2 separate regions of the Homo sapiens genome follow, and region 1 is linked to region 2. The links are chromatin contacts, found by Hi-C in ENCODE. All regions are on one chromosome and are shown on one strand. Each heading gives the region's core, a stretch centred on a gene start or an enhancer-like site at or near the end of the contact. The rest is flanking DNA. Distances are from core to core; before and after follow the strand shown.

Region 1 (4,789 bases), core at 1,834-4,333, 450 kb before region 2:
AGATGGCCACTTTCTCCCTCCTGATCCCTCAGGTCCTGTCCCCGAAGTAAGCCCCCAAATGCCCTCTTCCCTGCTCTCTGCCTCTTCCCTCCCACCCCACAAAGTGAAGCCACAAACCTGCATTTTGGAGTCCGCAGGCAGATTCCTCTGTCATCACTTCCCATGGGGTGGGAGGAGGTTGGAGAGAGAGAGTGGAGGAAAAGCCAGGCCAGGAAGGGAAAAAAAAGTCCCAATTTAAACCCAGGCCAATTTGGGAATTCAGCTGACACAGCAAGCAAACGCGATCAGTAAGAAGTGAGAGGGAGATGATTTATGTTTTGTGCCTGAGGATCCACGGAAGACTTTCAGGTGTCATCAGGGTTACCCCGTGATCTTTAGCAGCAATTAGGGCCCCCTCCCGTTACCTGCCTGCCTGGTTTTAGGCTCACGCTGCCAGCTCCTCCCCTGAGTAGGGGAAATCTTAAAAGCCTCTCTCCCTTGCCTGACTTCTCTTTTTCAACTTTCACATTTGGATGAAAATGGGACACTGGCATTCTTTAGAGAGAACATGATTGAGTGCTGGCTCCTGAGGGGGCAGTGCATTGCCAGCATCCATGCCCTTCCCTGCTGCTTTTGTGGACCAGGCATAGCAGGCGTCAGGGCCTCTGAGTCTGGGGCCGGGACCTGGGCTCTGTGTAGTGGGAGAGATCATCTTCTCTCATCTTCCTGCTCCAAGCACTGCCTCCTGGGATGTTGGCATGGAAGTGGCTGCCCAGCCTGCCCTCTCTGGCTCTGAACCACACAGAGAGCCAAGGCAATGCAGCTGGCCAAGAAGAGATGCTTGAGGTTAGCTGTGGGGGAAGAGAGATCCAGTTATTACGCATTTGCATGGTGGCGGTGCGTCAGCTGAGTGTTTTGTGTTTTGTTAATGAGCTCTTCAACACTAGCTCTCTGGATTGGGGGTCAATGGGTGGGCGTGCTCAGCACAAGAAATGAAACAACTGGGTCAAGGACACGCAGTTTCTGTCCATGCTGGAGGTGGCGTTCCCAGCCAGACCTGTCTCATGCAAAGTGATGGTGCTGTGGTAATAATGTAGGAGGTGTTTCTCCTGATCCTCGGATGCCTCCTTGTTAAACCTGATTGATCCGATGGACTGAGCGGCTCGGGAGCAGCCTGTCCTTTGCTCTGCATACCCTGTGATGGCAGTGGCCAGTGCTACAAGGTGAGAAAGCAGGCTTTGAGAGGGGAGCTGTGTTTTTGGCAGGGGGTATTTCCTGCAATAAGATGATTAGCCAGCTGCCCCTCCCATAGTGGCAGCCTGCAGCAGCACACTGCCCCTCTCCCCTGTGTGTATGTTGGACTAATTAATAACAGGAAAAGGCAAAGAGATGTTCTCCAAGGCATTTAGAACTTGGACTTGAGTATCTTAAAGCTCTTTCTCCACCTTTACAATGGAGCCCCTGTGCCTCGCTAGGGTGGCTTCCTCATGTTAGGTGAGTGCCCCAAGTTACTTTTTATAGCTTTCTGTCTCCCCGCCTACCGTCAGGGTGTCTGGCACCTGTCACTTCTCACTGTTGTCACTGATCCTGTCTGATGCAGCTCTCCTGCTGCCACTTAATTTGTTCTTTTTAATTTGCTACGGGCTTGGAAACAGATACTCAAGCTTATTAGACTTGTGTATAAAATAAGAATAAAGAGGTGTTGCATGATTACTCTAGGGACCTGCTGAGTCAAGTGCATTCGCTTTGGTATGTAGGCTTGAGATTTCCATTTTACCCTTTCCCGGGTCATTTCTGGTATTTTCTAGCACCTGGCTGGGCTCTCGACTGGGGAATCTAAGGCCAGCTGAAGTGCAGTCAGGCAAAGTGACATGAACCATGACAAGGACTGCTTACTTTTATACCCATCGATACTATATTCTGAAGCCTCTCCAGCCTCCCCCTCTTTTGCTTATCTGAGAGATGCCAAGTGCCTTCTGGGGAATTGGCTTTTTGCTGAAAATTGCTCTTGGCAATTTGCAGGGACTTAGAGCTGGTTCAGGTGTTTGAAAGATCCACTCGTCTAAGCACAGGGATAGAGCCAGTTTATTATGAAAAGTTTTATCCATCTTCACTCCTCAGCTGTCCCCAAGTTCAGTTCTTCCCCTCCTCCCCAGTATGGCCACACAATCTCTGAGCCCTTCTTTATTGGCTTAGAGGGCCCTTTCCCGTCCTCTGAATTCTCCACTTATGCCCCGTCCTGATTAAGTTCCACTTCACCATGAAGTCTTCCCTCATCCTACCGGACTTCCTCTAACCTTATGCGTCTGTTCAGCAGTTCACTGATTTGCTCCACAAGTATTCATGAAGCTTTTGGTACTGTATCACATGCTGATTGTTTCTGGATTTCATGTGTGTGTCTCACCTTCCCAACCTTCATGAGCAAAGGTTCTCAGCCTGGGCTTCACATTAGAACCACCTAGGGAGCTTTTAAAACTCTGATGCTCAGGCTGCAACCTAGTCCCATTAAATCAGACACTGGAAGCGCATTTTTTTAACTTTGCCTTTTGAGATAATCGTGAATTTGCATGCAATTGCAATAAATTGTACAGAGGGGTTCCTGTACCCTTCACTCAGTTCTCCCCTCCACGTGGCATCATTTTGCATAACTATAGTACAATATCACAAATGGAAAATTGACTGGTACAACCCACCAAGCTTATCCATTCAGATTTCACCAGTTTTTTGCATTGGCGAGTGTGTATTTAGTCTTGTGCAATTTTATCACATGTGTAGATATGTGCCAGCCAAAGGTCTCTCCCTTTTTCACAGGCCCTAGAGACCTGATCTGAGATCGTGCATGTCAGGTCGCTGGAGTCCTCTTCTGGCCTGCTTGCACAGATAGCTATTTGCAGGGCTCGGGAATGAAATTGAAAATAGACCAAACAATGTGACAGTTTTCTCCTGCTATTTTTTCTTCCACGAACAGAATGTTCAGCATTATTTTTTTCTCTTTGTGCAATATTGCAAGTGAGAAATAATCTGATTGGAATGCTGGCTTATGCTGTTTATGAGCCTGCAGTCTCCCACAAGCTGTGCGCAGGGAGCTTTCCCGAGGAGGACATCTAGGGACTTGCAAGATGAAAGGTTTGGGGAGTAGCTGTGGCCACACCCAAAACGCTGGTGAGGCTAGGAAGTAAATGCGTGGTATGCATACGGATGGTACCCCTGGAGGCTTCTCTTTCCTGGGAGTGTTCTCATGTGTTTTGCCTGAAAACTATCAAGGAGTGGCCTGGCCCATTCACACAGGGCCTGGGAAAGAAGGGTGAGCGTGTCTGAGGCTGGGGTACATTATGTCACAGATTTTGTCTGCTGAATAGCTGGGAGGAGAGACGAGCACCTTGAACTACCTGCTTGATTTTGTCAAACATATGGAATTTGAGGCCTAAGATGGACTGGCTGTAGAGAACACAAGAGTCTGGGTGACAGGTAGGAGACAGGACAAAAGGATACTCTTCTGCATCCTCCTAGGGACTCCTTCCTAATCTCAACAGAGAGGACAGGAAAATATAATTGTCAGTGTCACATGGGAACTTAGAGAAAGTGGAGTCCTTTACTTCCTGGGAGACCTTAATCTGAGGATGTTAATTCCTTTTTTTAAGAAACACGTATGGATCATTCACTCTGTGCCTGGTATGAAGCTTGGTTCTGGGGCACAAAGGTAACAAATACACAGACAGACTAGGTAGGCATTTGTCTGTTTAGATGTGGATGAATTTTATTTTATTTTTTCTCCGGGGGTAGGAGGTGGACTGGCGTGGGGTAAGGGAGGAAGTTGATTATTTTGATTTATTCCAACTTACAAATGCCCAGAAGATGTAGGTATGGGACCATCTGATCACAAAGGTCACATTCCTCCCCTTTCATGCCCATGAAAGTATTCTAGATCTCGATTGGATTGTTAGTTACACAGGTGAAGGCATTTGTCAAAAACTCATCAAAGTGTGCACTGAAGATCTGCACATTTCATTGCGTGTACATCTTACCTTAAAAAAATCACACTCCAAACAGAAATGGAAAAGAAGCAGTGAAGCCCCAGTTAAGAGCAGTCTACTTTCATCAGGAATAAAACCTGATTTTGAAATTTCATCCTAACAACATTTTCAGATGCCAGAACCCACTACATTGAATATACCTGTGGCCCTGCAGCTCTGCCCTCCAAAGCACAGATGTGTGACCTTCAGCAAACTCACTGTAGCCCTGCCCAGGTGTGCCTGCTTCTGCTTCTGGAACACTCTTCCCAGACTGCACTAGGACCAGTGTGGTCCCGCCTCCCCCATGAAGCCTCTCTTGATTTCTCCAGTCAGCCGAAGTGATCTTTCCTTTTTTTGTTTCACCTGCATTGACTGCCTTAATATAACGTGACTCTTATTATTCAGAGTCTTTCATTCACATTTACTAAATAAGCCAGCACATATAAAGAGCGTGGAACAGTGCTTGGCACAAAATAAATGCTGAAGAAGTGATCATGACTATTTTTGTTGTTGCTATGTTTTATGCTTATGATCAGTCCCTCTAAGGCCTGTGTCTTTGACTGACATACAAGCTGATATGTCTTGCAGGGACTGGGTTGTGTCCCTTTGGTGACCAGTGTGATGCTGAGCCCTTGCGCCCATTTGAATCCATTTGAATCTGCAGAACTGTGTGTAAATACTCCAGGCAAACTTGAAGCCCGTGGGTGTAATAGAGACGTGACTGAGGGAAATTCTAGCAGGGACCTCTGTACTTTAATGCAGCACCAATCAGATGGCATGGGATGGGAGGGGATGCC
Region 2 (5,128 bases), core at 1,625-4,124:
GACTGCTTGGGCTTCCTCACAACATGGTGGCTGGATTCCAAGAACAAGTGTCCCAACAGAGCCAAGTGGAAAATGTATTGCCATTTATTTATTTATTTATTTATTTATTTATTTATTGAGACAGAGTTTTGCTCTTGTTGCCCAGGCCGGAGTGCAATGGCGTGATCTCAGCTCACAGCAACTTCCGCCTCCCAGGTTCAAGTGATTCTCCTGTCTCAGTCTCCTGAGTGGCTGGGATTACAGGCATGTGCCACCATGCCCAGCTAATTCTGTATTTTTAGTAGAGACGGGGTTTCTCCAGGTTGGTCAGGCTGGTCTTGAACTCCCAACCTCAGGTGATCCACCCGCCTCAGCCTCCCGAAGCGTTGGGATTACAGGTGTGAGCCATCATGCTCGGCCTAATGTATTGCCTTTTATGACCTAGCCTCTGAAGTCCCATAGCATCACTTCAACTATAACTGCACATCCACTCAGATTCATGGGGAAGAAATACAGGTCCTACCTCTAGATGGAAAGTCCCACTGTAAGAATAACATGTGGGATGGAAGATATTGTTGCAGTCATTTTTGGAAAATTCAATCTGCCATCAGGTCTGAGTCATTAGATGAATGAACAAGCTGGCAAGTTAGAATTTTGAACCAGGAATGGAACTTGGCAGATGTTATCCCCCTCTATTCCTGGTCATCTCTGGCTCCAGATTCCCACTGAGATCAGCACAAGTTGTACCCATATCAGGAAATCTAACCAAGGCAATGTTCAAACCACGAAGTCTTCTAAGGAAAGAGAGACAGACTGCCCTTTCCTCCCACTCCTGATCTCCCTGCCTCCTTGGAGACCTAAGCTTGTCTGGGTATTTATGTCTCCCTATTTTCCAGAATGATTCCCGCCTCCTATTCTATGGGGACTGTTCCCCAGGGTCTGCAGCTTTGAGGTGTTTGTAGCACACCCTGCTACTTGGGAACTTACTGCAAATGCAGAATCTCCACCCCACCCTAGACCTGCAGAACTTGCATTTGAACAAGATCCCAAAGTACTTCTTATGCTTATTAAAGTTGCTGCAGCTCCAGAATAGGGGAAAGAACTTGATTTGAAAGCTGTCACTGGGCTTCAATTCTAATTCTAGCTTTGCCCACTTAATAGCTGGACAAAACCACGCAAGTTATTTAACCTCTCTGGGCCTCGGTTTCCATAATATGTAAATTAGGTATGATGATAGCTGTCTCAGTGTATGTGTATGTGTGTTTGAGAGAGAGACAGACAGAAATAGAGAGAGACAGAGAGAGAGAGAGTGATTGTTCCTCCCAAGGCAGAGAACCAATACATTTCAACTCTAAAGGCCAAGCACCACTGTCAGCCCCACCTTGAAGGGTGGAGACCTCTCCCACAGCCTCTTCCTGCTGTGGGGTCCATCAGGAGGCTGCGGCGGTCGGTGAAAATGGTGAGCAGCTAGCGCTGCAGTGAGACAGCAAGGCAAACCTTTCCTCTGGAGCGGCTGAAGCGGGAGGCTCAGGGAGTCCTCCTCCCAGGAGACAGCTGTCTCTCTGAAAGGCAAGGGGGTCTTAGGAAGCCTGCTCTCCTTTGGAGATGTTATTTATTTTTTCTAATAGAGACTGTTTATCACCCACTTACAGGAGTTTTGACTGGGGCTTTTTGTCACCCCTTAGACTCTGGAAATTAGGTCAATCCCCTCCAGAATTTACTTGAGCTGGGAAACTTTACTTGCAGTGGCAGCAAAGGGGCCCCGCCAGCGGGCTTAGGGAGGATTCACAGAACGACGGTCCTTGTGCCCAGGGCAGTCACAGTGGTCACCTCAGCTCTCCCCGCCATGACAACAGCCACTGATGCCAAGGCCCGCCAGGCTCCAGGTGTCTCTGTGGGGATGGGGGAGGGCTTTAAGTAAAAATCATACACCAGTATCATCCTGGAAAGCAGGAGGAGGACCGGGAGAAATGTTAACAGGATCGTTCAATATTCAGTCCCTCTAAGCCTTTATTCAAAATGTTCTCAAGAATGATCTCATCCTTCCCTGATGATGCAAGCTGTGAAGTAAGCTTGGGTCCTACTATATCAATACCAATAGCTGGAAGTCCTTCCTTATGTCTAACTTAAAGCCTTACTGCTCTAAGTATCTGCAACTAGCTTCTCCCAGCACCTTGAACATAATAAGTTTTCTGTAAATACATGGTGCATTGTTGCTCTGGAAGATTGTCCCCCGAGGAAGGCAGAGAAAAATCTCTTCACAGCTTTTCTGCTTTCCTGGCAGGTCTGGTTTCCTTAAGGCTAGACAGCCCAGGTGTGCTAAGGGTCTTACTAGGCCCACTGGCCTCCTCCCCACAAGAGTCCAGACAGACAATCAATGCTGAAATTTTCCTTCACAATTGGGCAAAAGCTGTGGGGACATTTGATTTTCTTTTCCCAAAGGAAACTGACATTGAGGTGCCTCGTTGAAGTAGAAATAAAAACTAGGGAAATACTGCATCACAGAGATCAGGGATTCTCTAGCAGGAAATTTGTTTCAGAAAAAGATCCGGCTGCTGATCCTCAGGGTGACCAAGCCTCGGTTTGTCTTCTGTACTGTGGCCTTTCTGCGAACGTATGTCTGTTTGTTTAGTTGCCCTGTAAAGTTCAGGCAAATCTAGGTAATTGTATAGATACTGTTCTCCAGTTATTTATTAACACATTTCAAAACATGTCTGCAGAATGTGCTGGTGCTATAGCAGGCATCTCCTCAGAGCCTAGCATCTGCAGGCAGGATTGAGTGTCCTGGGATGGGTCATCTCAGGGTCCTTGGAGCAGGGACACAGAGGTCCTCACCCAGCGTCTTCTGAATCACTGTGAGGCTGTGGGCCAAGTCTCTTTCCTAGCACAGCCACACCCTGCTGGAAATGAGAGGCAGCAGAGGAAGCTGATTAAGTGAAGTTAGGGAGCTTGGGAGCTTAGGAGCAAGGAGGAGGGGCCGACAGCAGATCAAACCTTGAAGGCAGATGCCCCAGGGAGGGAGCGGGGAAAGAGCAGGCCTCCTCCACACCACCTGGCTAATCCAGAGTCACCCAATCTGGGTAATATAGATGAGTTCTGATGATGAGATCCCCACATAACCAGATGGAGAAGCCCAGCCCCACAGCCTGGGGTTGCAACTTGCATGGCTACAAAGGCAAAAGGTTTCCCTGAAGATTTTCTCTCAGCCCGTACAGATCTGGGTCTGGCTTCAGAGTTGAAGGCAAAGATTGAGGGGTCTCTAATAGTGGGGTCCTGAGGTCCCCTGTCTCTGTGGGAAAAACATGGAGGACTTGCTAAACTTTGATCCCAGACTGTGGACTGATTATGGGCTACAATGGGAAAGGACCGAATTAACCAGCCGAAGGGGTCAGTATCTGACCTGTGGCTGACAAGGTCCCCAGATGCCTCACCAGGAACAGCCAGCCTTCACCTTCCTGGAAATTCTCCCATGCTTTCTAATCACAACTTAGCTGCTCAGTGTCTCAGTTCCTCCCGGGAGTATTATCTGTCATTTCAGCATGCCAGCACCCTGTCAAACCCATCTATTCATACAAATGTGCTAATAGGAGAGCCTTCTCTTTCTTCCAGAAGCTTCTGTCATGGGCAGAGGAGGACAGAAAAAAAGGACAGGAGGGGAAAATGGGAGAGGAGCATCCTGCAGCATTAGGGACCCACATTACAGTGATTGAGAGAACAGAGGGAATCATGGCAGACCCATGGGGGGTGGTGTTTACGACAGATGGGGTCTTGCAAGGGAACACTCTGCTCATCAATGCAGAGGCAGATAGCTAACATATCTGCAAGAGGACCAGCTCCTGGGAGCCATCCTGTGAGGTACTATGAAATCCCTGAATGTCATTTCACATGTCTGTATATTTGAGTCTGCATGTGGGGTGATGGAGGTGGAAAAAAGTTTACACTACCCACCACAAAGAATTCCTATCCAAGATGTGCCCATGGAAGTCACCAGAGACTCTCACCATCCCTCCTGGCCTGCCCCACCCTCTCCCTCCTGGGTGATTACCCCACTCTCCCTTCTCCCATTCCCCAGTCAAAATTCCAAGATCTAGGGCCTCCAACTCCATTTCCACCCATAGCTCTCCTTAGGGACTACCTTCCAGGGGCCCTGTTAGAGTGAGCTCATTTAAACAGTAAATGGAGTCACTCAGCAGCAGCTGGCAAGTGTTTTCAATGAGTTGGAAAATCAGGTTGAAGGTATCGTGAAATATGGTGCTTACAGAGAGGCCCAGACGCATGGGCTAAGTACTTTGTGATTAGGCCTGCCTTACCCATTCCTCCCTCCAGCCCCATCTCTTCACCCTCCTTCTTTCCTTCTCCAGAGTTTTTAAAGTTAAAATGTGCCTGCGTATTTTATTAATATCTTGTAAGAGAAGCTTCTTCAAGCAAACGGTTCTTTGCCTTAGGGGTCAATGTGATCTTTTTTGTACATGTGTATAGCAGGATATGTTGGGCTTGTAAATGTGTGTGAGTTTCTGAGTGTAGGTGCCGAATAAATGTTTATTGATGATGCCTACCTATGCAATCTGCATGGTGCTTGTATTTCTATTGCTTGTGCATTTGCACATCATAAACACAAACACACACACACACACACACACACACACACACACACACACAGGCTTGCTTCCAGAGCCATACATGCTCTATTTTCAGTTTCTGAGTGTCCTAAGAGGTTATATCCTGTCTAGATGGACGGACCGAGAGTACACTTGGATTTCTACCAAGATATATTCTCCTAATTCACCAGAACCCCCCGCTTCCTGCCCATCCCCTACACAGAGCATCTCACGCCATGCAGTGCAGGGAAGCACATTCCTCAAAGCTCAGCTGCCCACCTCTGAGCAGGTGCAAATCCACCCACTGCATCCTCCCATCCACCTTTCTCCCCTCTGACTTCTGCTCTCCTCCTAAATGGTCTCTTTTCCCCCTGCCTCCTCCTCCTCCGTTTCCCTTCTCCAGAGAGGCAGAGGTTAGGTGTGCTTGACCATGATTCACCAAGTGCAGACATCAAAACAGCAAAGGGATGTGGACACCATCTCCAGCCTCTCGTTTCATGGACTGGCTAAGGTTCAGGGATGCTGAAGGATTTCTCCCATGTGCCCAAGGT

Evidence for each region. Hi-C counts contacts between places; a loop is a spot of excess contacts on that map. Pooled maps may share reads with other maps.
Region 1: a map of IMR-90 shows a loop between it and region 2 (8-fold over the local background). The contact joins two enhancer-like sites. A Hi-C loop is called at or near these places in 2 of 168 maps with a recorded cell type or tissue (IMR-90 and aorta), 1 of 37 single-sample maps with no recorded cell type and 4 of 50 pooled maps.

Annotation. Positions count from the first base shown.
Region 1 is chr7:132,399,048-132,403,836 of GRCh38, reverse strand. All of the region lies in intron 3 of PLXNA4 (plexin A4), which reads left to right. It overlaps LOC105375511 (a long non-coding RNA gene), which reads right to left and starts at 191. Exons shown (of 4, transcript XR_927983.3): 1 at 118-191. Within about 2 kb of position 3,083, at least 3 of the 41 ENCODE cell types and tissues checked have a DNase peak (open chromatin) inside an H3K27ac peak, as active enhancers do.
Region 2 is chr7:131,946,482-131,951,609 of GRCh38, reverse strand. It overlaps LOC101928782 (a long non-coding RNA gene), which reads right to left. Exons shown (of 6, transcript NR_110836.1): 6 at 2,657-2,879. Among named protein-coding and RNA genes, the nearest start is that of PLXNA4-AS2, 310 kb to the left of the region's middle. Within about 2 kb of position 2,874, at least 3 of the 41 ENCODE cell types and tissues checked have a DNase peak (open chromatin) inside an H3K27ac peak, as active enhancers do.